Regions from separate parts of the Homo sapiens genome. Here regions 2 and 3 are each linked to region 1. The links are chromatin loops, found by intact Hi-C in ENCODE. Cell type or tissue: PC-3. All regions are shown on one strand.

Region 1 (8,000 bases):
CACCCTTACTCATCTCAGGATGGCAGCTTAGCGTTTGGATCCCCCGGGGGGAGCTCCTGTGGGGCCAGTGGGTTGGCTGGGGGAGGGGGTTTGGATTTGGGATCGACAACACTTTAACCTCTCCTTGTGGCCCTCTCCCACCTCCTGCTGGCTCCCGCTCAGGCCTGGGTTTCAGCATTGCTGGGGGTATTGGCAACCAGCACATCCCAGGAGACAACAGCATCTACATCACCAAGATCATTGAGGGGGGTGCTGCTCAGAAGGATGGACGCCTACAGATTGGGGACCGGCTGCTGGCGGTGAGACAGACTTCATGGGGATGCCCAAATGGTAGGGTAGGGAGGAGGAGCTCCAGTACCCCTTACTCCGCCTAAACCTCACTCAGGGATGAGGCATCATGGGGGAATTTCAAGAGTTATCATCTGTGTTGTGTTTGCCCAGATACAAAGGCCCTAATTCTTTCTGTGGCCAGGGTCTTGCCCTATCCCCTACCTCCTGCCTCTGCTCCTCACAGCACTATACTTGGGCCTTTGTTAGCATGCTGTTGAATTTCACTGAAAAGGCATCCCTCGAGTTCCCTGGAGAAGCCTCTCCTTCTTCCAAGTCCCAGCCTGAGGCCTCTCCTCTTCTAGGTGAACAACACCAATCTGCAGGATGTGAGGCACGAGGAAGCTGTGGCCTCACTGAAGAACACATCTGATATGGTGTATTTGAAGGTGGCCAAGCCAGGCAGCCTCCACCTCAACGACATGTACGCTCCCCCTGACTACGCCAGCAGTACGTACTCATCAGCCCCTGTCCCTGGTCTAAAGCTCTGTCCCCTGGTTTCTGGAGGGGAAGAAGTTCATACCCTTTGTTAAGAGAGGGCAAGCAGCTTTGCTCAGTGGTGGCACTGTAGCAGCCAATAAGGTTTATCTGAGGCGCCATTATTGCTAATTGAAAACTTTGCTCAGTACCCCATCGTGAAGACTTGCCATAGAGTCAGCATTGGCAATTTTTGACAATTTCTATGGAGAGTGAATTTTAAAAAGAGGAGAGAGAGAAGCCGCAGAGGATAGTGCACAGAACTGAGTCCAGATCCCAGTTCTGTCTTTGTTTTTTTGTTTGTTTGTTTGAGACGGAGTCTTGCTCTGTCGCCAGGCTGGAGTGCAGTGGCACGATGTCAGCTCACTGCGAACTCCACCTCCTGGGTTCAAGCAATTCTCCTGCCTCAGCCTCCCGAGTAGCTGGGATTACAGGTGCCTGCCACCATGCCTGGCTAATTTTTTGTATTTTTAGTAGAGACGGGGTTTCTCCATGTTGGCAAGGATGGTCTCGATCTCCTGACCTCGTGATCCACCCACCTCGGCCTCCCAAAGTGCTGGGATTACAGGCTTGAGCCACCGTGCCTGGCCCCCAGCTCTGTCCCTTAGAGCTGGGTGCCCTTAGACAAGTCCCTTTCACCTGTTTTTTGTTTCCTCTTTGGCAAAAGGGAGCTAATGATGTATGTGCTGCCTTCCTCATAGGACTGCTGCAAGGATCAAATGAGATCATGGATGAGAAAACCCTTGGAAAACTGTATTAGGCTATAGAGATGTGAGGGATTATTATTAGTCACACCTCTAGTCATGCCTTTCTTTGTAGACTGCCTTGACTTCAGCTCTTTCTAAGACTCACAGGAGTGAGCCAAGGATTTAGAAAGGGACTGCGGAGGAGGAACCCTGGGTGGCGGGTGGATGGAGTGGGGAGGTGCGGCCTGAGGAATCAGCATCCCTTGGTCTCTTTTGCATCTGAAGTGGGGTGTGGGGGAAAGTCCTTGAGGAGTTTGGGGTACCTCCCTGGACCAGTCTCTGAACTTTTCTCTCCCTTTCTTGATTCCAGCTTTTACTGCCTTGGCTGACAACCACATAAGCCATAATTCCAGCCTGGGTTATCTCGGGGCTGTGGAGAGCAAGGTCAGCTACCCTGCTCCTCCTCAGGTTCCCCCCACCCGCTACTCTCCTATTCCCAGGCACATGCTGGCTGAGGAGGACTTCACCAGGTAAGACCCCGCCCCCAACATCCCATTCAATCTACCCAGAAATTGGGGAGGGGAGGAATCCGTTTCTGGCCGGCCACAGGCTCCTTGTAGTATGGCAAAGAAGAGGATAAGGCCCTCATCACTCCCGGCTTTGGGGTCCGAGGCCCTCTCTCAGGCCTTGGGGACCTAGAGAGGGACAGAAGTGGCTGCAGGGACAAGCTCTACCATCAGGGGGAGTGCCGAGTGAGTGGCCCCGGTCCAAAAGTGCAGATAAAGAAAGGATGGGGTGGAGCGTTTAGGGGGCTGAGGAGGCGAGGGCAGCGGAGTTTCCTGCCCTGAGATAGTTGCAGCCCGCTCTGCTGCAACCATTTCAAATTAGAGAAGAAAGCAGTTCAGCCGGTGGGGCTGGCGGGACTCTGACCGGCCCGGTGGCCTCGCCGGCAACGGCCCCGCCCCGCTGGCGGCAGCGGCGGCGGCAGCGGCTGCGCGGGGCCTGGAACTGGTCGGGCCGGCTGGGGTTCCGGGGGACAGGTTTGCAGGGTGGGGCCCGAGAGGCTGGCGGGCAGGCAGCAGTGGAGCCGGAAGGGTAGGCAGCCAGGGGAGAGAGAGAGGAGCTATGGAGAGGGCCCGCAAGTTCTCGGGCTCCGGCTTGGCCATGGGCTTGGGCTCCGCCTCCGCTTCGGCCTGGAGGAGGGCTTCGCAGAGGTGGGCCTGGCCGCTCCGCTCCCTGCGGCCCGGAGGGGATGCCAGGTAGGAGTGGAGGGCTAGGAGCAAGAGCATCCGGGACTCAGGGAGGGAGTCTCGCCCCTGAGACTGGGAGCAAGAAAGGAAGAGTCTTGCGTGGGGCTTTGGGCTCCTCCGAGGAAAGATGCTTGTAACAAGTGAAGGCGGTGGGCCGGGAACGTGCCCTGGGAGTTGGGCGGATGACACTGTGACCTTTTACAGAGGGCTTCCTTAGATGTGGTTAGTTTTATTCGCATTTCTCATGTGCTTGTCTGCTCTCTTCAGTTTGGATTCTAAACTCCTTTTGGGGACCTGGGATCCCCCTAAGAACCCAGGCGCTGCAACCCCCTGGGGCTACATAGTGTTAGCTGCTGATTAAATATGTTGTTGGGGCAGCAGGTAGGAGGGGTCATAGTTGATGGGTGAGATTTTGAGACTGCAGAAGAGTGTCTGTGAAGTAAGTGTGCACATCCTGTGGATGATGAGTGCAGTCAACCCCAGGGTGACTCCACTGCCCCTAACTGCTTCCTCTTCTTGTGGTCCAGGGTCCATCACACGGGTTGGTAGGATAGGAGAATCTGGGAAGGAAGAGGACCAGTGAGTGGGCCTGAGATTTGGTCTCTGGAGTTCAGGGTAGGGATTTGTTCACCCGAGAGAGTAGGGGACTGTCCACTGGGAAGTTGACTGCAAGCCCTCGGGAAGAAGGGAGGGAAGAGGAACTGAAACTTGGCACCTGACAGAACAGCAGCCAAGCAGGTTTCAGGAGACAAAGGGAGGCTCAGGGTATCATACATAGGGAACCACGTCCTTACTCCCTACAGCAAGTATGGACCTTGTTCCAGGCTGGCCCTCAAAGGACAACAGTCCATATCTACCTAGTCCTGACTCCTCCACTCCTTTCCCACCAGAGAGCCTCGCAAGATCATCCTGCACAAAGGCTCCACAGGCCTGGGCTTCAACATCGTAGGAGGAGAGGATGGAGAAGGCATTTTTGTCTCCTTCATCCTGGCAGGAGGCCCAGCTGACCTGAGTGGGGAGCTGCGCAGGGGAGACCGGATCTTATCGGTGAGGAGACAAAGGAGAGGTGGGAGGATGGGAACTGTGCCAGTCTAAAATGGAGAGCGAGAGACCTTACTTCCTCCGAGGAATGCTTCTTGAGATGAAGGGAGGGCTAAGGACTGGAGAAAACTTCTCTTGTTTTTATAGACATCCTTAGTGACAGGGACCGGGACTAGACTTATCTTTGAAGAGGAAATGAATGCCTATTGGATCTTAACCCTGATTGGCATTTGACCTTTATGAAGATAATTGTTACACTAGAGATGTCGTATCCTTTAGGCCTTGTTTTAGGGGCAAGGTTGGAATATTGGGAAAGGCATCTAAACAGGCTTAGGGGTGGGGTACCCATCTCCCTCTCCTAACTGCTAATGCAGAGGACCCTCTTTCTTGCTTTTGGGGTGGCTCACAGCTTCTCTCTTTGGACAGGTGAATGGAGTGAATCTGAGGAATGCAACTCATGAGCAGGCTGCAGCTGCTCTGAAACGGGCCGGCCAGTCAGTCACCATTGTGGCCCAGTACAGACCTGAAGGTAGGAGAAGGGAAGGTGGGAAGAGATGATGTGGGGGAGTTAGACTTATATTATGTGTTGGCTTTTTGCCATCCTAGGTAACAAAGCCACTTGACCAGGTCCCTTCTACCTAGAGCAGTAACCTCTTCCTCTCTCCTTTTCCTGCTGGGTAGGGGTTGGTTTGGGCGGCTTGAAAGCATCAATTAAGGCTGTGCTCAGAGCCTGCTGATGTGGGCTGCAGTGCAGGAGAAGGCCAGTAGTGGGCAGCAGCCTACTGGAAGCAGCATCCAAAGATTAGGGCGACTGGAAAAAGGGGAGGGGGCGGAGGGCCCACAGGAGAAGACTGGGAACTGTGTGCCCTGGAAGAGGAGAGCAGCTCTTGGTTAGAAGGACCTCAGGTAGAAGAGATCCGACCTCTTAAGAGATCTTGGGCCAAACCTCTGTGACCCCCACTCCCCTCCCCTCATCAAGATGACCGTGAAAGACCCATAAACGCGCTGAAAAGGTGATACTATGCCCTTGGGATAGGCCAACTGGAGTCGACTCCCTCCCCTCCGGGGGGCCTTCTTTGTATTCTCAGTGAGCAGTCCTTGGCTGGGGCGAATGGGCGGGGCTGGTCATGCAAATAAAGGCGTTTGATTGGCTGGGGCCAACCGAGGCCCAGGTGCCGAGGTGAGCCGCGGGAAGGCGCGCCCTAGCCTGCGGGCCAGTGGAGTGGCCATTGGCCGGCTGAGGGCGGCCTCCAGCCGCATGCCCCGCCCCCTGACCCAGGAGGAGGGCGGCAGGCGCCCCTCCTTCCCCCCATCGCGCGCCTCAGGCGTCTCCTCCTCCTCCCTCCTTCCCCCTCCTCTCTCCTCCCCTCCTCCCGCGCGCCCCGCTTTGTGTCCGTGGTCTCCCGCGCGGGACGGAGGGACTGGCCGGAGCTGGCGCTTTCTCAGCACTAGATCTGGACTCCGACCCGGCGCCAGGTGAGGTGGGGCGGACGGGGGTCAGGCCCCCTCGCAGTCCCCCCTAACCTCTCTACGGCTCTGTTCTCAGCCTCTTTTCCAACACTGCGTGCCCCAATTCTGCCCTCTCCCTCGAATGCCTTCGTTGCGTGCCCCCAGGCTCCTTCTGAGACCCTCCTCAGGGCCCCTCGGAGCGCCGCGCGGGGCTCAGCGCCCCCTCACCCTACACTGGGCCCAGTCTGGCCTTCACCTCTTAGCCATCACCTCTCCCCCACAGCGAGCTGTGCCCCCTTCTCACCCCAGGGCCTCTGTCCTGCCTCAGCCCCCTTCCTGCTGGCTGCTGCGCCCCCAAGCAGCTCCCTAATCCCTTGCCCTAGAGGAATTTTCTAAATCTTCCCCTCCCCCGACACCCATTTCTCCACCCAACCTGTCCACCTCTGAGAACAGCCGCGACCGGCTTGGTATTCTGCCCCCTCCCTTTTGTTTGCAAGGGATTCGTACCATTCCCGACTTCTTTCGCCTCCTCCTCCCCTTTGTCCCCTAGGGCTGCAGCGCCTGGGCTCCTGGGACACCTAGGCCCTGTGGGCCGATTACTAAGGTGGAAGGGACCGACCTCTCCCTGGCAGGTGCTCTATTTCCGCGATGAGAGGGGGAGAGGCTGGGAGCCCCGTCGCCAAGCCGAAAGGGATGGAAAGCGCCTACCTTTGTCCTTTCCGTTCCCCTCCCCCCATGCTCCTTCAGTGCCTCAAGATCCTGAAGGGAAAGAAGAGAGAGCCTGCGACCTTTTCCACGAGGCTCTTCTGATCGAGGACAGAAGTGCAGGGAGGTAACTCACAGGAGAGAGAGCTTGTTGGTCTGAGGTAATGAGAAAGAGGGATGCAAATGGACACTTTGAGTCATTTCTCTCCTTGTTTGGTTTTCAGCTTACTGATCAGGAACGCACCTTAGGGATATTGTTTTTTTATGATTTATGTGTGTGCTGTTCGCTTTCCAGTACAGAGCTAACCGTCTGATTTTTATTAGCAACTAATATTTGTGCATTTCATGCCCACAACTTAGACAACACAGGTTCTGCAAAGGAAATGGTTTTTCTTGCGTATTTGTGTGTGTATGTTGTAGGAGAAATTGATGTTTCTTTCGGTTTTGCTCTCTGATGTTGGGCACATGGAAACAATACTGTGAATTGTGTGTGGTGGGGGTATGCTGGATACTAGTGACTACATATTTCTATGACTTGTTAGGGGAATGCAACTGGCTTGCATAAAAAGCTGCAGGTTGTCCAGGGTAAGGGGATTCCTGCAGTGTTTATTGCTCTCTGAGCATATTTCTGAGAGTTTATAATGTAGGTTGAGGTGCTGTTTTATGCTAGTTCTTTCTACTACTTGCCAAATAAGGCCTTTCTTCTCTTAGGATTTAGGTGAACCACTGTTGTTAAGGCTCTGCCACCCCAATCAATCTTACTTCCTCCTTTGGTTTGGTAAATCCAGCAAGTCCCCAACATGCAAAAGCTTTTTTTTTTTTCCCCTTTTGAAAACAGATCCCTGGAGACTGGTCCAGAGGGACTGTCAAGCATTCTGTGTTGGGCTCTAAATTTTCTTTGGTAAAGTGCTAGTTTTTAAAAATAAGGACTCCATGTTGATCAATTTATAAACAAGTGTGGTTCTTCAGAGGATTACATCACGGTGGGTATTTACAAAATGAATAATCCAAATACATGTATGTTGGTTGGCAAGAGACCTTGCATGTGATTGGCCAAGTAAGTGTTCATTACTTGAATTTTTTTTTCTTCACGTGAATGTGAGAGCTGGAAAGGATCAAGTGGTCCAATTCTTCATTGTGCATACTGAAACAATGACAAGAGAGCCAAGATATAACTTGTCTAAGAAGGGAAAGTTGCTGAAGGTCAGCATCAGAGGGTCAGCAAATCAGCTTAATCCTGAGGTCTACCAGTTGGGACAGACCATGCTTGTGAACACCTGAGGGACCTAACACCTAGTTAAAAGTGGAGGAGCAACAGGAAGGATACTGGGGAATTAACAGAGGACAGACTAGGAAGAGTGTAAGGGAAAGAAAGATGGATGTGGAGGGGAAGGTTAGAGTGATCTCCATGGTGGCCTCTGAGGCACCTTTGCCAAACCAGTGCAGCCTTTAGCATGAGAGATTTAAAAAATAGGTTTGACTAATAGAACAATCAGAGTAAGACAATTTGTCTCCTTTTTAAAATGGTGTTATTGAGAGGTAAGTCATTTACCATACAGTTTCCTCATTTAGATATATATTTCAGTGACTTTAGGTATAGTTGTGCCTCCATCACCACAGTACGTTTTAGGACTTTTTTTTTTTTTTTGAGACGGAGTCTTGCTCTGTCGCCCAGGCTGGAGTGCAGTGGCACGATCTCGGCTCACTGCAAGCTCTGCCTCCCAAGTTCAAGCGATTCTCCTGCCTCAGCCTCCCCAGTAGCTGGGACTACAGGTGCTCGCCACCACGCCCGGCTAATTTTTTGTATTTTTAGTAGAGACGGGGTTTCACCATGTTAGCCAGGATGGTCTCAATCTCCTGACCTTGTGATCCGCCCGCCTCGGCCTCCCAAAGTGCTGGGATTACAGGAGTGAGCCACTGTGCCCGGCCTAAAACTTTTTGTGTGTGTGTGTGAGACAGTGTCAGGCTCTGTTGCCCAGGCTGGAGTGCAGTAGCACGATCTCGGCTCACTGCAACCTCTGCCCCTCAAGCTCAAGCCATCCTCCCACCTCAGCCTCCTGAGTAG
Region 2 (8,000 bases), 210 kb after region 1:
TGGGGAAAAAACAGAGCAGAAAAACTGAAAATTCTAAAAATCAGATTGCCTCTCCTCCTCCAAAGGAATGCAGCTCCTCATCAGCAACGGAACAAAGCTGGATAGAGAATGACTTTGACGAGTTGAGAGAAGGCTTCAGACGATCAAACTACTCCGAGCTAAAGGAGGACATTCAAACCCATGGCAAATAAGTAAAAAACCTTGAAAAAAGATTAGACAAATGGCTAACTAGAATAACCAATGCAGAGAAGTCCTTCAAGGACCTGATGGAGCTGAAAACCATGGTACGAGAACTACGTGGAGAATGCACAAGCCTCAGTAGCCGATTCGATCAACTGGAAGAAAGGGTATCAGCGATGGAAGATCAAATGAATGAAATGAAGCGAGAAGAGAAGTTTAGAGAAAAAAGAATAAAAAGAAATGAAAAAAGCCTCCAAGAAATATGGGACTATGTGAAAAGACCAAATCTATGTCTGATTGGTGTACCTGAAAGTGACGGGGAGAATGCAACCAAATTGGAAAACACTCTGCAGGATATTATCCAGGAGAACTTCCCCAATCTAGCAAGGCAGGCCAACATTCAGATTCAGGAAATACAGAGAATGCCACAAAGATACTCCTCGAGAAGAGCAACTCCAAGACACATAATTGTCAGATTCACCAAAGTTGAAATGAAGGAAAAAATGTTAAGTGCAGCCAGAGAGAAAGGTCGGGTTACCCACAAAGGGAAGCCCATCAGACTAACAGCTGATCTCTCGGCAGAAACTCTACAAGCCAGAAGAGATTCTCTAAAATTCTAAAATTGAGTGAAAGAAGCCAGATTTAAAAAAAAGGTAAAGTACATACCGTGTAATTCCATTTATATGAAACTCTAGGAAAGATAAATCTAACCTATAGTGATAGAAAGCATACCAGTCATTGCCTGGGGCTGGGAGTGGAGGTGAGGATTGACTGGGAAGGAACACAAGGAAATCTCTCAGGATAATGGAAGTCTTCTATATCTAGACCATGGTAGTGGGTAAATTTGGGGTATAAAGTTGTCAAAATTATTGAACTATACCTAAAATGAATGCATTTTTGTATGTAAATTATATTTTTATAAATTCATTTTAAAATAAATTAGTAATGACTTGCAAGGGTTCCTTTAGTTTTCAAATTCAGTGATTAATGAGCCTAGTCCCCCACAAAATCCTCTTTGACTATAATACATTTTATCAGGTTATACTGATATTTCAGAAAAATGTGGGCAGAAGATACCTCAAAGTTCTCTTAGTCAAAAAATTCTTCTGATGCTTGAATCTCCTCTATAACATTTATACCAAGTCATTCAGTCTTTACTTAAATATATTCAAGAAGACAGAATTCACTCTATTTTAAGAAAATCCATTTCATTGTTTTGGTAGGTCAAATAATTAAGAAAGGGTTTCCTTATGATAATCCAAAATCTCACTCCTTGTAGGTCTCACCCATGGAAACACTCATGAAATAAATTTAATTTCTTTACTCCCTGACAGCCATTCAAATATTGGAAGAAAGCTATCGTGTTTCTCGTAAATCTTCCATTTCCCAAGTTTAACATCCACACTTCCTTTATTCTTCAAATTAGATGATTTTTAGTGCTCTCACCATCCTCAGTGCCTTCCTCTTGGCACACTTGGGTTTGTCAATATCCTCCTTTATAAGTGGTGCCCCTCAATCCAATACAATACAGATGCTCCTCAACTAATGATGGGGTTACATCCTGATAAACCCATGGTAAACTGAAAATATCCTAAATAGAAAGTGCATTTTCAACCTATGACGGATTTATCCAGACATAACCCCATGGTAACTTGAGGAGCTTATTGAATGAGTATTGCTTTCATACTATCATAAGATTGATAAATCCTAAATCGAACCCTTGTAAGTCAAGGGCTGTCTATACAGTTGTTCCCTCGTATCTTTAGAGGATTGGTTCCAGGACACCCTCGGATATCACAATCTGCAGATGCTCAAGTTCCTTATAGTAGTTGCATATAACCTACACACATCCTTTTGTATACTTTAAATAATCTCTAGATTACTTACACCTAATGCAACGTAAATGTTCTGTAAATAGTAGTTACACTGTATTGTTTTATATTTGCATTATTTTCTATGTTGTATTGCTATTTTCTAAATTGCTTTTTTCTGAATATTTTCAGTCTGCGTTTGATTGAATCTGTACTTCAGATATATTCTAACCAGAGCAGAATAGAGGGTGATTGCCACTTTTTCTCCTTCTATACATTAAATCTCTATTGATTCAACCTAATTTGAGTAAACTTTCTTAGTATTTTTGGCTTATGCAGTGCTTATAGTCAATAAAATGTACCAAGTGACTCACATATGCTGCTTTTAGAGCCATATTTTATCTACTTTGTTCTTGTACAATTGGTTTTGGGATCCAATTATAGGATGTTTTGTTGTTTCCTGTTTGTCTTCGTCTTGCTAGAATAGGCTCATCATTTCAACCTATTAAGGTCCCTTCAGATCTGACTCTATCTTCTAACAAATCAGTTACCCTTTTCAGCTTCACATCATATGTACATTCAATCAATATTCACAAACGTCCTCATCTATATATTCCTATTCTAAGTTCATATGGTACATACCACACAATGATGTGTGATTGAACAGCCTTTTATTATTTTCTAATTATTTTATATATGTAAATATTGTTTCTGCATTAATATTTTAGGCTCACTTACAGAATAGATCATGTCTTCTACTTATTCTATAGTGCTTGGCACAGATTAGGCATTTAATATTTGTTGAGTTGGAATCTCAGTCAGGGTATTTTTACAGTATAGCTGTATCAAATGAGTCACAGCTGACCTTCATCTTATGTTTCTTTAGTGGTTTTTTTTTTTTGCATCCATATAGATGCATTTGTGGGAAAGGTACATCTACCTAAGAATTACAAAAAAAAAAAAAAAAACCCTCAGAATCAGTCAAGCACAAGCTGATGAAGTACAGAGGCCACAGTGCCATCTAGTGAATATCACTAGTTTATGTCTGCTGGTCCCAAGCTCATTTTTCGAACTTTATATGGTAAAGAGAAACAATATATAACCAGCACATGAGACATAACTGTCTTCACTTTAGGTCACATAAATATTCTATGAATAGTCTCATCTTTGTGTCTGTTGTAAGTCTTACAGCCATTCTGTGGTTTGAGAGTGTGGTTCAGTTTTATCAAACTATAGTAGTGCTAATGACATTCATGTACCTAAACTGCAGTTGCAAGCTGAGGATGGGACTTCTGTACTGAGTTAAAGAGTACCCAATTGTGCATTCCCATTAACTTACACAGACTATCACCAAAACAAGTCATTATCCATCTGTCAACTAACATTAAGGTTTTATTATGGTTTGCAGCAAAATCCCATTATATCAAGGTGTGATAAACTGCTTCTGTATTTAGAACCCAAGCTCATTTCCTTCATCCTTAATCCATTCAAACCTATGACTTGCACAAACCAAATATTTTTAAATCCTCAAAAATAATATAGCAAAATCAGGATACCAGGCTTAAGGCACTACAAACACCTCAAAGGCAGAGTTGATATCTATGAAACAACATTGTTTAATATTGTCTCATGCAAAGTACTGAAGATATCTGAATGGATAATAGCAATTAAAAAATTTTTATTTATACAATTTAGAAAACAAACCAAAGAAATGATCTATAATTGGCATTGTTATCTCAAAAAGAGGTTGCCAAGTGTGCGAGCTAATGAATCTGTAACCTAATCTACTAAAAAGTTCAAGGGAGTCTATTTCTCAACTCCATTGGCCTGCCCAAATTAACTTCTGACCTATGATTCAATATTTCATTTTAAATCAAAATAAAATGCGTTCTCACCCTCAAAAGAGAAAAGAGCTGAGCTGGAGAAAGTTATAGTGGGATGATTTTTAATAATATAATCTCATTCAGTTCTGATAATCAAAGAGCACTCACAGATCTTAATCACTATTAATTTCCAAATTATGCATAGTAGCAAGGACAGAAATAGCATGAGGAAATGGAATTCCTATATCAGAAGAAGTTGATTGACAGGTATTTATTGAGTCTTTATAACTATTTTTAATGTAATGAGCATCTACTATGCATTAGGCACTATGCTGGGTACAAGGGCAAATAAAGATAAGATATGGTCTCTGTCCTCAAGGAGGTGACTGACAGTCCAATAGATGACTAAGGCAGGTATAGAAATAACTAAAATATAATGAGAAAACAAGTATCTAGGGATAAACAGAACTGTTACAAAGTCTTGGAGGAAAGGCAAGACAAGGAAATTTCCTCAGGAAGCTAAGAATGTCATTAAGAGTTAGGCTTTGAAAAAGGGAATTTTAAGCTAGGCTTTGAAAAGGGAATTTTAGGGATGCAGGAAAGAGGTAATTTGCAATGAAGAAGCATGAAAAAAGATACTGAGGTAGAAAACATAGATCATGGCTAGGAAGCAGCAAGTACTCCAGTTGAGGACAAACATAGTATACAAGGAAATAAAACAGAAACAGTTTCCATGAAAGTAGGTTGTTATAAAGCCAGAAAGCCCCTTGGATTATGTCTCCTGGCATGAGTCTACTTCCCTTTGACTTTCTGCTATGTTTTGATCTAGCACAAAAGCCCTCACCAGAAGCCAAGCAAATGCCAGCACCATGGCCCTTGAACTTCCCAGCCTGCAGAATCATGAGCTTAAATAAACCTATTTTCTTTATTAATTACTCAGTCTTAGGTATTCTGTTATACCAACACGAAACAGACTAAGACACCACTACTTCCCTGATCACATCTCCTAATTCTCCTAATGTTCCCTCAGCTCCAGCCACAAAGGTCTCTTTGCCATTCTTTAAATACCCTAGGGCCTTTGCAGTTGTTATTCCCTCCATCTGGAATGCTCTTTTTCCTCAGGTCTCTACTTAAAAACAATCTTCTCAGTGAGGACTTCCCTGACCACCCTATCTAAAAGTTCAACCATTCATCCGCCTCTGAAACATTTAATATCACCCTTTCCTGCTTAGTTTTCTCCTTAGCACTTATCAATATTTAATATACCAGGAGTCAACAAACTATAGCCTTTGGGCAAAATCTGGCTCACCATATTTTTTGTACAGTTCATAAGTTAGAACAATTTTACATTTTAAGTGCCTGAAATAAATCAAAAGAATCATATTTTATGACACACAAAAATTACATGAAATTCAAATTTCAGTATTCCAAAACATAGTTTTATTGGAACACAGCCACACCAATTTGATTACATACTGTCTATGGCTATTTTCAAGGCACAACAACAGAGTTGATTAGTTTCAGCACAGACTGTATGGCCTGCAAAACCTAAAATATTTACTGTGGTTCTTTACAGAAAGTTTGTTGACCCCTATAATATAACATAATACTTATTTATCTTTTTATTGTTTGCCTCTCCTAGTGGAAAATAATGGGGACAGCAGTATTTGTCCATGTGGATAAAGGTTTTTATATATTTTGTTCATTACTATATCCCCAATGCCTAGAACAGTACTTAACACATAGGAGACAATAAATAAATATTTTTGAATGAATGAACACTAAAAAATTGGATTAGAAAGTTTGGCAACAAAAAGAAGGACACAGAACTGAAGTTTGAGGAGGATTACAAAGTTGAAGGAAGGTTTTTGGATAAAGAAGACTTCAAGGTAATTATAGTGACAGGAGAAAGAAACAGTAGGCCGGGCGCGGTGGCTCACGCCTGTAATCCCAGCACTTTGGGAGGCCGAGGCGGGCAGATCATGAGGTCAGGAGTTCGAGACCAGCCTGGCCAAAAAGGTGAAACCCTGTCTCTACTAAAAATATAAAAAATTACCCAGGCGTGGTGGCCCATGCCTGTAATCCCAGCTACTCAGGAGGCTGAGACAGGAGAATTGCTTGAGCTCAGGAGGCGGAGGTTGCAGTGAGCTGAGATAGCACCATTGCACTCCAGCCTGGGCAACAAGAGTGAGACTCTGTCTCAAAAAAAAAAAATAAAAAAGAAACAGTAGAGAATGATTAAACAGCTAGGGTTGAGATCTGTAGAGTAAGGTCCCCAGACAAAGTTACTTCTTTCTCGTAGGTAAGAGAAAAGAAAGGATGGGTGAAGAGGTGAGAAATTGATGAAGTTCATGTCAGTGGCTACAAGCTCAGCAAATCACACGATAAGATCTTTTGCTACAACAAAGGAGAAAGCATGGGTGCTTAAGGACAGAAAAAAAATGTTTTGGAATTATCACTGTGGGGAATGTGATAAAAACTCAACAAGAGTCAGTATTATTGACTACCTAGCTGAAAAACCATGAAATTTTAGCAAACCCAATAAACATGGTTTCATAAATTTTCCCAACAATGCTCAAGCAACTCAAAGGAAGGAGTGAAGAAAGACAATGAAAGCTAACAAAGGTTAGACACTGGCGAGGTGGGATTATTAAAATATGATGGATTGTGTATTTTTTTCACCTTTCTGTCTGTCCTAGTGCATAAGAGGATATTCATTGTATATGGAGGGTATCCAATCAATGTCTGCTAAATTCAAGACAAGGATGAAATGGAGAAATATACTAACAGTAACCAACAAAGTTACCTTGAATATATTCAAAATATCCTTTGGTTTCACCACTAATCTGGCCATAAATGATACAGTTACATATTGAGTACGCACCATTAAAATACACCTGGTTTACTGTTCTCCTATTCTTCCTAACCTCACTATTAATACCATTTGAATTTCCAATTATAAAGTCAGTGCTATACTAGGCTCTAGGACCAAACTTGACATTAGAAGAGATGTAAGTAGCATTGCTTAAGTCTCAGAAAACTGTATCTAGTCAACTTGTATTCCTCTTCTGGTCATTGCTTCCCAGTTTGGCTCCCTATGCAGGGGATCTGCTCTTAAAAACAGCCTCATATCCTGGCCCCTTTAGTTGTGGAGATCTACTTTGCTCTTTCTAGTATGTCTGCACACACTCCTATTCCTCAAAGATTTGTGTACTGTCTCAGAGTCCAAATATCTGTGATTGAAACCCTGTTCCCTGCTGTTATGTTTATGTGATGCCAACCACCTGTGTGCCTGACTTACGGACTATTTCCAACATTTAGATTTCTCTCATTGCCATGCTCTGCTTATCTGCCCATTAGGATACCATGATGTCAGCTGCTTGAGTGAGTTGAAGGCAACTATACTTTGTTCATCTCTGTAACCTCAGAGCCTAGCATAATGTCTGGTACTGTGTTCTTTCTTTCTTTCCTGACTGGCTGATTAGATATCCTCCCTTGGCCTGCAAATGCATCCATTCCCCAACTAGCATGTCTACATCCAGATATAGGTCCTTCCCAAGCTGCCTAGCTCACTGTGTCATAAATCATGGAAGTTATAAAGGCTCTGTGATTGCCTTCTTTATTAGTCTTTAAGTAAACAGTAGGCAACTACCTTTCTGAAATAGTGCTGTCCTGTGCAGAATTAGGTAACAAAATCTACATGATCATCTTCCTTTTAGATCTTAAACTGTAGGTAACTATTTTCTGAAACAGTTAAATGCTAGCCTGTACAACATTATGATGAATTAAGTAACATTTCAAGTTCTCTTCCAGGGCTGTGACTTTATAACATATAAACTAAATAGCAAATATTTTCTTGAAAGAAAATCTAAAGTATTTAAGTCAGATAAACAACTCTTCAAAAATAAACCTTCAAAGAAAACATCTGGAATCATTACCCTTAATCACCTAGGTGAACAAAGGTTAGACCTGTCATTAAAACTTGAAAGGCAACAAAAACCTTCATATTTCATTTGGGTTCACACTTGTCCTTCTAGTTCTTTGTCCTTCTAAGAGCCAATACCCCTCATTACGTGCATACCATATGATAACCAAAGGAAGAAATGTCCTAATTGCTTTGGAAAGTATTTCCGTTCTATCTTTAAACAAGCTTTTATCTTCTTTACCTTCTAGAATTTTGTCCTGA
Region 3 (8,000 bases), 320 kb after region 1:
TCAAAAAAAGAAAACTACAGGCCAATATATCTGATGAATATTGATGCAAAAATCCTCGACAAAATATTAGCAAATCAAATTCAGCAATATATGGCCGAGTGCGGTGGCTCACACCTGTAATCCCAGCAGTTTGGGAGGCCGAGGCAGGCGAATCACTTAAGGCCAGGAGTTCGAGACTAGCCTGGCCAACATGGTGAAACCCCATCTCTACTAAAACCACAGAAATTAGCTGGGCGTGGTGGCACAAGCCTGTAATCCCAGCTACTCGGGTGGCTGAGGCACGAGAATCACTTGAACTCAGGAAGCAGAGGTTGCAGTGAATGGAGATCATGCCACTGCACTCCAGCACTCCAGCCTGGGTGACAGAGCAAGACTTTGTCTCAAAACAACAACAACAACAAGCCCAATATATTAAAAAGATCATCATGACCAAGTGTGATCCACCCTTGGGATGCAAACATCGTTCAACATATACAAATCAATCAATGTGATACATCATATCAACAGAATGAAGGATAAAAACCATATGATCATTTCAATTGATGCTGAAAAAGCATTTGAGAAAATCCAACATCCCTTCATGATATAAACCCTCAAAAAAACTGGGGATACAAGGAACATAACTTAACATAATAAAAGCCATATATAACAGACCCACAGCTAGTATCATAAGGAATGGGGAAGAACTGAAAGCCTTTCCTCTAAGATCTGGAACACAACAAGGATGCCCACTGTCATCACTATTATTCAACATACTACTGGAAGTCTTAGCTAAAGCAATCAGAAAAGAAGAAATGACGAACATCCACTTTGGAAAAAAAGAAGTCAAATTATCTTTGCTTGCAGAAGATATAATGTCACATTTGGAAAAACCTAAAGACTACACCAAAAACTATTAAAACTGATTTAAAAGTTCAGTAAAGTTGCAGGATACAAAATCAACATATAAAAATCAGTAGCATTTCTATAAGCCAAGAGTGAACAATGTGAAAAAGATATAAAAGAAGTAATCCTATTTACAATAGCCACAAATAAAATTAAACATCTATGAATTAACCAAAGAAGTGAAAGATCCCTATAATGACAACTATAAAACACTGATGAAATAAATTGAAGAGGACCGGGCATGGTGTCTCACACCTGTAATCCCAGCACTTTGGGAGGCTGAGGAAGGCAGATCACTTGAAGTCAGGAGTTCCAGAACAACCTGGCCAACATGGTGAAACCCTGGCTCTACTAAAAATATAAAACTTAGCTGGGCATGGTGGTGCGTGCCTGTAATCTCAGCTACTTGGGAGGCTGTGGCAGAAGAATCACTTGAACCCAGGTGGTAGAAGTTGCAGTGAGCTGAGATTGCGCCACTACACTCCAGCCTGGGTGACAGAGCAAGACTCTGTCTCAAAAAAAGAAAAAAAAAAGAAAGAAGCTCCATCTCAGAAAAAGAAAGAAAGAAAGAAATTAAAGAGGACACCAAAAAGTGGAAAGATATTACATGTTAATGAATTGGAAGAACCAATACTGTTAACATGTCCATACTACCCAAAGCAATCTACAGATTTGCTGCAATCCCTATCAAAATACCAATGACATTCTTCATAGAAATAGAAAAAAAAAATCCTGAAATGTATATGGAACCACAAAACACCCAGAATAGTCAAAGCTATCCTAAGCGAAAAGAACAAATCTGGAGGAATCACACTACCTGACTACCAATTATACTAAAGAGCTATAGTAACCAAAATAGCATGGTACTGGCATGAAAACAGACACATAGACCAATGGAACAGAATAGAGATCCCAGAAACAAATCCACACACCTAACAGTGAACTCATTTTGAGTGTCAAGCACATACACTGGAGAAAAGAAAGAGTCTTGAAGAAATGGTGCTGGGGAATCCAATATGCAGAAGAATGAAACTAGACCCCTATCTCTCATCATATACAAAAATCAAATAAAAATAGATTAAAGACTTAAATCTAACTCCTCAAACTATGAAACTACTACAAGAAAACATTGGAGAAAATCTCTATAACATCAGTCTGGGCAAAGATTTCTTAAGTAATACCCCACAAGCACTGACACAAAAGCAAAAATGGACAACTGGGATCACATCAAGTTTAAAATCTTCTGCACAGCAAAGGAAGCAATAAACAAAATGAAGAGACGACCCACAGAACTGAAGAAAATGTGTGCAAATTACCCATCTAATAAGGGGTTAATGAGCAGAATATATAAGAAGCTTAAATAACTCTACAGGGGAAAATCTGATGATCCAATCAAAAAATGAGGAAACGATTTAGACATTTCTCACAGAAGACACACAAATGGCAGGCAGACACATGAAAGATGCTCAACGTCATTGATCATCAGAACAATGCAAATCAAAACTACAATGAGATATCATCTCCACTCAGTTAAAATGGCTTATATCCAAAAGACAGGCAATAACAAATGCTGGTGAGGGTGTGGAGAAAAGGGGTGGAGAAAAGGGAACCCTTGCACAATGTTGGCAGGGATGTAAATTAGTACAACCACTATGGAGAACAGTTTGGAGTTTCCTCAAAAAACTAAAAATTGAGCTACCATATGATCCAGCAACCCCACTGCTGGTTATATACCCAGAAGAAAGGAAATCAGTATATTGAAGAGATATCTGCACTCCTATGTTTGTTGCAGCACTGTTCACAATAGCCAAGATTTGGAAACAACCTAAGTATCCACGGATAGATGAATGGATAAAGAAATGTGGTACATTTATACAGTGGAGTCTTATTTAGCCATAAAAAAGAGTGAGATTCTGTCATTTGCAACAACATAAATGAATCTGGAGATCATTATGTTAAGTGAAATAAGCCAGGCACGGAAAGACAAACATCACATGTTCTCACTTATTTGTGGGACCTAAAAATCAAAGCAATTGAACACATGGACACAGAGAGTAGAAGGATGGTTACCAGAGGCTGGAAAGGGTTTGGGGGTGGTTTGGTGAGGGGAGGTGAGGATGATTAATGGTTATAAAAAATAGTTTAAAAGAAGGAATAAAACCTACTATTTGATAGCGCAACAGGGAGAGTATAGTCAAGAAGAACTCAACTGAACATTTTAAAATAACTAAAATAGTATAATTGGATTGTTTGTAACACAAAGGATAAATGCTCGAAGGCATAGATAGCCCATTTTCCATGATGTGATTATTTCACATTGCATGCCTGTATTGAAGCATCTCATGTATCCCATAAATATGTATACCTAATATGTACCCACAAAAATTAAAAATAAATAAAATATCTAGCCAAAATAATTAATAATAATAGATGGAACAACTAGACAGAACATCAAAAAGTATATATAAGACTTGAAGAACACTATAAATCTACTAGACCTAATAGACATCGGTAGCGCACTTGAATTAGTCCATTTTCACACTGCCATAAAGAACTGTCTAAGACAGGGTAATTTATAAAGAAAAGAGGTTTAATTGACTCACAGTTCCACATGACTGGGGAGGCCTCGGGAAACATACAGTCATGGCAGAAATAGAAGCAGGTACATGTTACATGGCAGCAGGCAAGAGAGAGAGGGCAAAGGGGGAAGAGCCCCTGATAAAACCATCAGATCTCATGAGAACTCACTATCATGAGAACAGCATGGAGGAAACCAGCCCCATGATCCAATCACCTCCCACCAGGTCTCTCTCTTGACATGTGGGGATTACAATTCGAGATGAGAGTTGGGTGGAGACACAGAGCCAAACCATATCAACAATCCACCCAATAATAGCAGACTATAAATTCTTAATTGCACATAGAACATTCTTCAGAATAGAACATATCCTAGGCCATAAAAGGCCATAGTAGATTTAACAGTTCCTTGTCTACATTGAATTAAATTAGAAATCAAGAACAAAAAAGAAATGAGGAAATTACCAAGTGTGAAAATCTAACAACACACGTCTACATAACCAAATGGGTCAAAGAATAAATTACAAGGGGAATTAGAAAATACCTTGAGATGAACAAAAAGGAAAATGCACACACCAAAACTTAGGAGGTACAACTAAAGCAACAGTTAAAGGAAAATGTATAGCTATAAACATCAGTAATTTTTAAAAGATCTCAAATCAATATGCTAACCTTTCACCTTAGGAAAAGGGAAAAGGAAGAGCAAACTAAGCATAAATCAAGCACAGAGGGGGGAAATTATAGATTACAATGGAAATAAATGAAATTGATCACTAAAAAACAATAGAGAAAAATCAACAAACTCAAAAGTTTATGCTTTCAATATATCAAAAAATGGACACCTTTAGCAACACTGACCAAGAAAAGAAGAGAGAAGGCTCAAATTACTACAATCAAGAATAAAAGAAAGGACATCACTACTGACCTTTAGAGAAAAACTATTCCTAAAAGACTAGAGATCTATTGTTCCAACTATGTGCCCTCAAACAAGTCTCAAGCTCCCTAAATTTAGATTTCCTTATCTGTACAAAGATGAGTTAATCTAAATCAGTCATTTTCAAACATTTTCTAAGAAGGTGAATCATTTTTTCAAACAAAATCTTACAAGGACATATATAAAAAACTGATTAAAGCCTAACTTCTCTATTTGAAGCAACATGAGAATCTGAGAATTGTGGAAAAGACTCTTCTTTCTCTTAAAGGAGGTCCTGAGGCTCTTCTGGTAGAATATAAGGACACCACAGAACATAATCTCTAAATTACTAAATAGGTGATCTGTAAGATTTCTTCCAGCTCTAAAGAGTTATCTATATTAAATTATTTTCCGTATTGAAAATGCTATTATACAATTCATTATGTTTCCACTAGATGGTGCTAATACCTACCTTTCCATTAAAAATAAGCCTTGTATAGGCTGATTTTTAGTTAATAATTTTATCACCGTATATGTAAACCCTTAGCTTTTCAAAGAACTACTATATTTCTTCTGTTATCCTCATTCCATGCCTGTGACACACATAATATTGCACCTATTTTTCAGGTGAGGATATTGTGGTACATAGTAGTTAACTGAGTGATTCAAGGTCACAGTTTATCATTAACAAATTTTCTGCCAGCTCTGAGACCTTCCCTTAGATCACATTGCCTAATAATGTCAGATTCTCAGGGCCTCAGGCTGAGAAGAGAAGGGAAAATAAAGGAATGAACATTAAGTACATTAAAACTGGTACAAACGTCCTTTGGCCTTGTGGGATGGAACATCAATATTTGTGCACGTAAATACATTTATAATTTCTTTGTTATTTCCTTTATTTCTCAATATAAGACCTCTGGTGATATATATTCCTACCTAAATATAGTAAAGGCAAAACAATAATAAATAAACATATCCCCTATTTAAATACTATCCTTAGGGTAAATATAATAGTTCTTTTAAATGCAGTATAGAAATTACATAATCTGGGAGAGGGGAGGGATAGCATTGGGAGATATACCTAATGCTAGATGATGAGTTAGTGGGTGCAGCGCACCAGCATGGCACATGTATACATATGTAACTAACCTGCACAATGTGCACATGTACCCTAAAACTTAAAGTATAATAATAAAAGAAAAAAAAGACAAATATTTAAGTTCATGGATATATATCCCAATTACATTGATTTGATGTTTTACAAAGTATATAAATATATTAAATTATCACATGTTCCCTGAAAAGATGTATACCTGTTATGTACAAATACAAATTTAAAATAAAAAAAAAGAAATTACGTAATCTAGGTTTACCAAACCTAAGCACTATGAATTTAGAAAGCAACAGTATATTTTTTGCTGGGTTTTTCTTTTAACTCAAAGAGGTATACAATAAGTTTTATACAGGCAGAAAAGAGACACACTTCCCTCCAAACTCAGAGATATTCCGTCAAGAAAAAAAACTATTCCTGACCAATAGAAAGCAACTCACATTACTTACCAACAGAGACAGGTTTCAGATTAGTATATAGATAATTTTAAATGGTGCTGGAAAAGGATCTCAAAAATTTACTCCTCCCCTAACATACTGCCTACACAATCGTTTACTAACATCCCCAAAATCTAGCAGCAATAAATTTACGTGTTTGTTTAAAAAAAGATAATATAAACTGTAACCATAAAAGAAGGATGCTGAAAAAACTATGATCTGGTTGTATCCCTATTGGGAGAAAAGCAGCACAGAGCTCCCTTTCTCTGCATTGAGAAATACTCTCATTTTTGTTAACCTACAAAGAACTCTCTTCTTCAAGAATTTATAAGCATAAGGACCTAGTCTCTAACCTATAAGTCAAAGAAGTAATGTCATTAAATCTCATTTATTATGGTCAATGTTATATTATTTTTTACAGAACATCTTCAGGGTTTTATCCAACTCTCTTGGATGTTGTCCAATTCAAATGTCTTCTGTTATTTTACCAATTTATCTCATTGTCTCTAATATAACAGGAGATCACCAATTACAAATTTTCCTGTGTATACTCTTTGGCTTTACTTCATTCCATTAATCTTTTTTAAATGCAATCTATTTTGAAAAAAACTTAAAAAAAACTCCTTAAATCTTCCAAATCCATTTCAATGATTCTGTTTTTGAGTATGGAATAGATGCTCACTTTACAATCCATAATACATATTTTTGTGATGCTTAAGATTTTATGACAACCACAAATAACTTTTTTAATAAGCAAAGAAGTTTTAAACTATATTTTTACTGTATCTATGTCTGGAACTCTTCCATTTTGACTGTTCCCTACATTTAATTTACCATAACTAGAAAATAGGAGGTCTTAGGCCCACCACTATGGACCCAGACTTCAAGCCTGCCCCAGCGCCAAGTTAGCTCCTATTGCCCAAAGCTCCAGGCTTGCCTCATGAACCCAGCCTCCAGGCGTGTCCCAGTTATGGACCCACCCCCATAGCCCCAGGCTCTAGGCTTATCCCAACAGGAGACTGACCACATTAGCCTCAGTGCTAGATCAGTCCTCATGGCACGAAGCTTTATGCTGGCCTCTTACCCAAGTTCATGGCCTGCCTCAGTGCCAGGATGGACCACACAAACCCAGATTCCAGGCTGGCCATGCAGACACAGGCACTAGGTCAGCATACCTGAGAACTCCAGCAGAAAATTTGCCCATGGTCTTCATGAGATGACCCACCCAGAATCACTAGACAGGCAGACTGGTAAAGGGCTTTCCCTGCTGAAGCAAGTCTGTAAATATTGAAAAAGTGTGCCTATTTGTTTAAATGTGCAGATACCAACTCAAGGCCACAAAGATAAAAAATAATCAAGGCCAGGTGTGGTGGCTCATACCTATAATCCCAGCACTTTGGGAGGCTGTGGTGGGAGGATCACTTTAGTTCAGGAATTCAAGACCAGCCTGGGCAACTTAGGGAGGCCCCATCTATACAAAAATTTAAAAATTAGTCAGGCATGGTGACGCACACCTGTGGTCCCAGCAGATATGGGAGGCTGAGGTGGGAAGATTCTTTGGGCCTAGGAGGTTGAGGCTGCAGTGAGTCGTGATCACAACACTGCACTGCAGCCTGGTGACAGAGTGAGACCTTGTTTAAAAAAATTCTTTTTAAATAATAATCAAGGAAACGACACCACCAAAGGAATAAATTAAAGCACCAGTCACCAATTCTAAAGAAATGAGTATCTATAAACTGCCTGAAAAAGAATTCAAAATAATCACCTTAAAGGAGCTCAGTTAATTACAAGCGAACACAGACAACTAAACAAAACCAGAAAATATATAAGCAAAATAAGAAGAGGTTCAAAAACAAGAAACATAAAAAAGAATGAAACAGAAATTTTGGAGCAGGACAATACAATGATGAAACTAAAAACGGCCATACAGAGAGCTTCAACAGAAGACTCTCTGAAGCAGAATAATCAGCAAACTCAAAGACAGGCCATTTGAAATTACCCAATCAGAGGGACAAAAAAAGAATGAAAAAGAGTGAAGAAAGCCTATGGAATTTATGGGACTCCATAAAGGAAAACA

The links. Peaks named below come from ENCODE experiments on the same cell type or tissue, not always from the same donor. Only the 100,000 strongest peaks of a DNase experiment are listed, where the experiment ranks them.
Region 2: it touches region 1 in a loop (13-fold over the local background); 40 of 110 quality-filtered maps call a loop at or near these places.
Region 3: it touches region 1 in a loop (7-fold over the local background); 8 of 110 quality-filtered maps call a loop at or near these places.

What each region holds. Positions count from the first base shown.
Region 1 is chrX:70,450,007-70,458,006 of GRCh38, forward strand. It overlaps DLG3 (discs large MAGUK scaffold protein 3), which reads left to right. Exons shown (of 19, transcript NM_021120.4): 5 at 163-299; 6 at 633-777; 7 at 1,861-2,020; 8 at 3,631-3,787; 9 at 4,208-4,310. DLG3-AS1 (DLG3 antisense RNA 1) reads right to left here and starts at 5,988. Exons shown (of 2, transcript NR_109801.1): 1 at 5,939-5,988; 2 at 2,950-3,300. It also overlaps the pseudogene RNU4-81P. RefSeq lists silencers at 2,454-2,543, 4,772-5,198, 4,936-5,165. In PC-3, CTCF peaks have their summits at 2,223, 2,425 and 4,562 (motif pointing right); DNase peaks (open chromatin) are centred at 4,585 and 4,905; H3K4me3 peaks cover 4,718 bases; H3K27ac peaks cover 3,192 bases.
Region 2 is chrX:70,661,912-70,669,911 of GRCh38, forward strand. The region is part of intron 16 of TEX11 (testis expressed 11); the gene reads right to left. Among named protein-coding and RNA genes, the nearest start is that of SNORD3E, 180 kb to the right of the region's middle. In PC-3, a CTCF peak has its summit at 3,031 (motif pointing left); no DNase peak of the experiment used is centred here; H3K27me3 peaks cover 1,538 bases.
Region 3 is chrX:70,765,012-70,773,011 of GRCh38, forward strand. All of the region lies in intron 9 of TEX11 (testis expressed 11), which reads right to left. Among named protein-coding and RNA genes, the nearest start is that of SNORD3E, 77 kb to the right of the region's middle. In PC-3, CTCF peaks have their summits at 4,833 (motif pointing right) and 5,035; no DNase peak of the experiment used is centred here; H3K27me3 peaks cover 783 bases.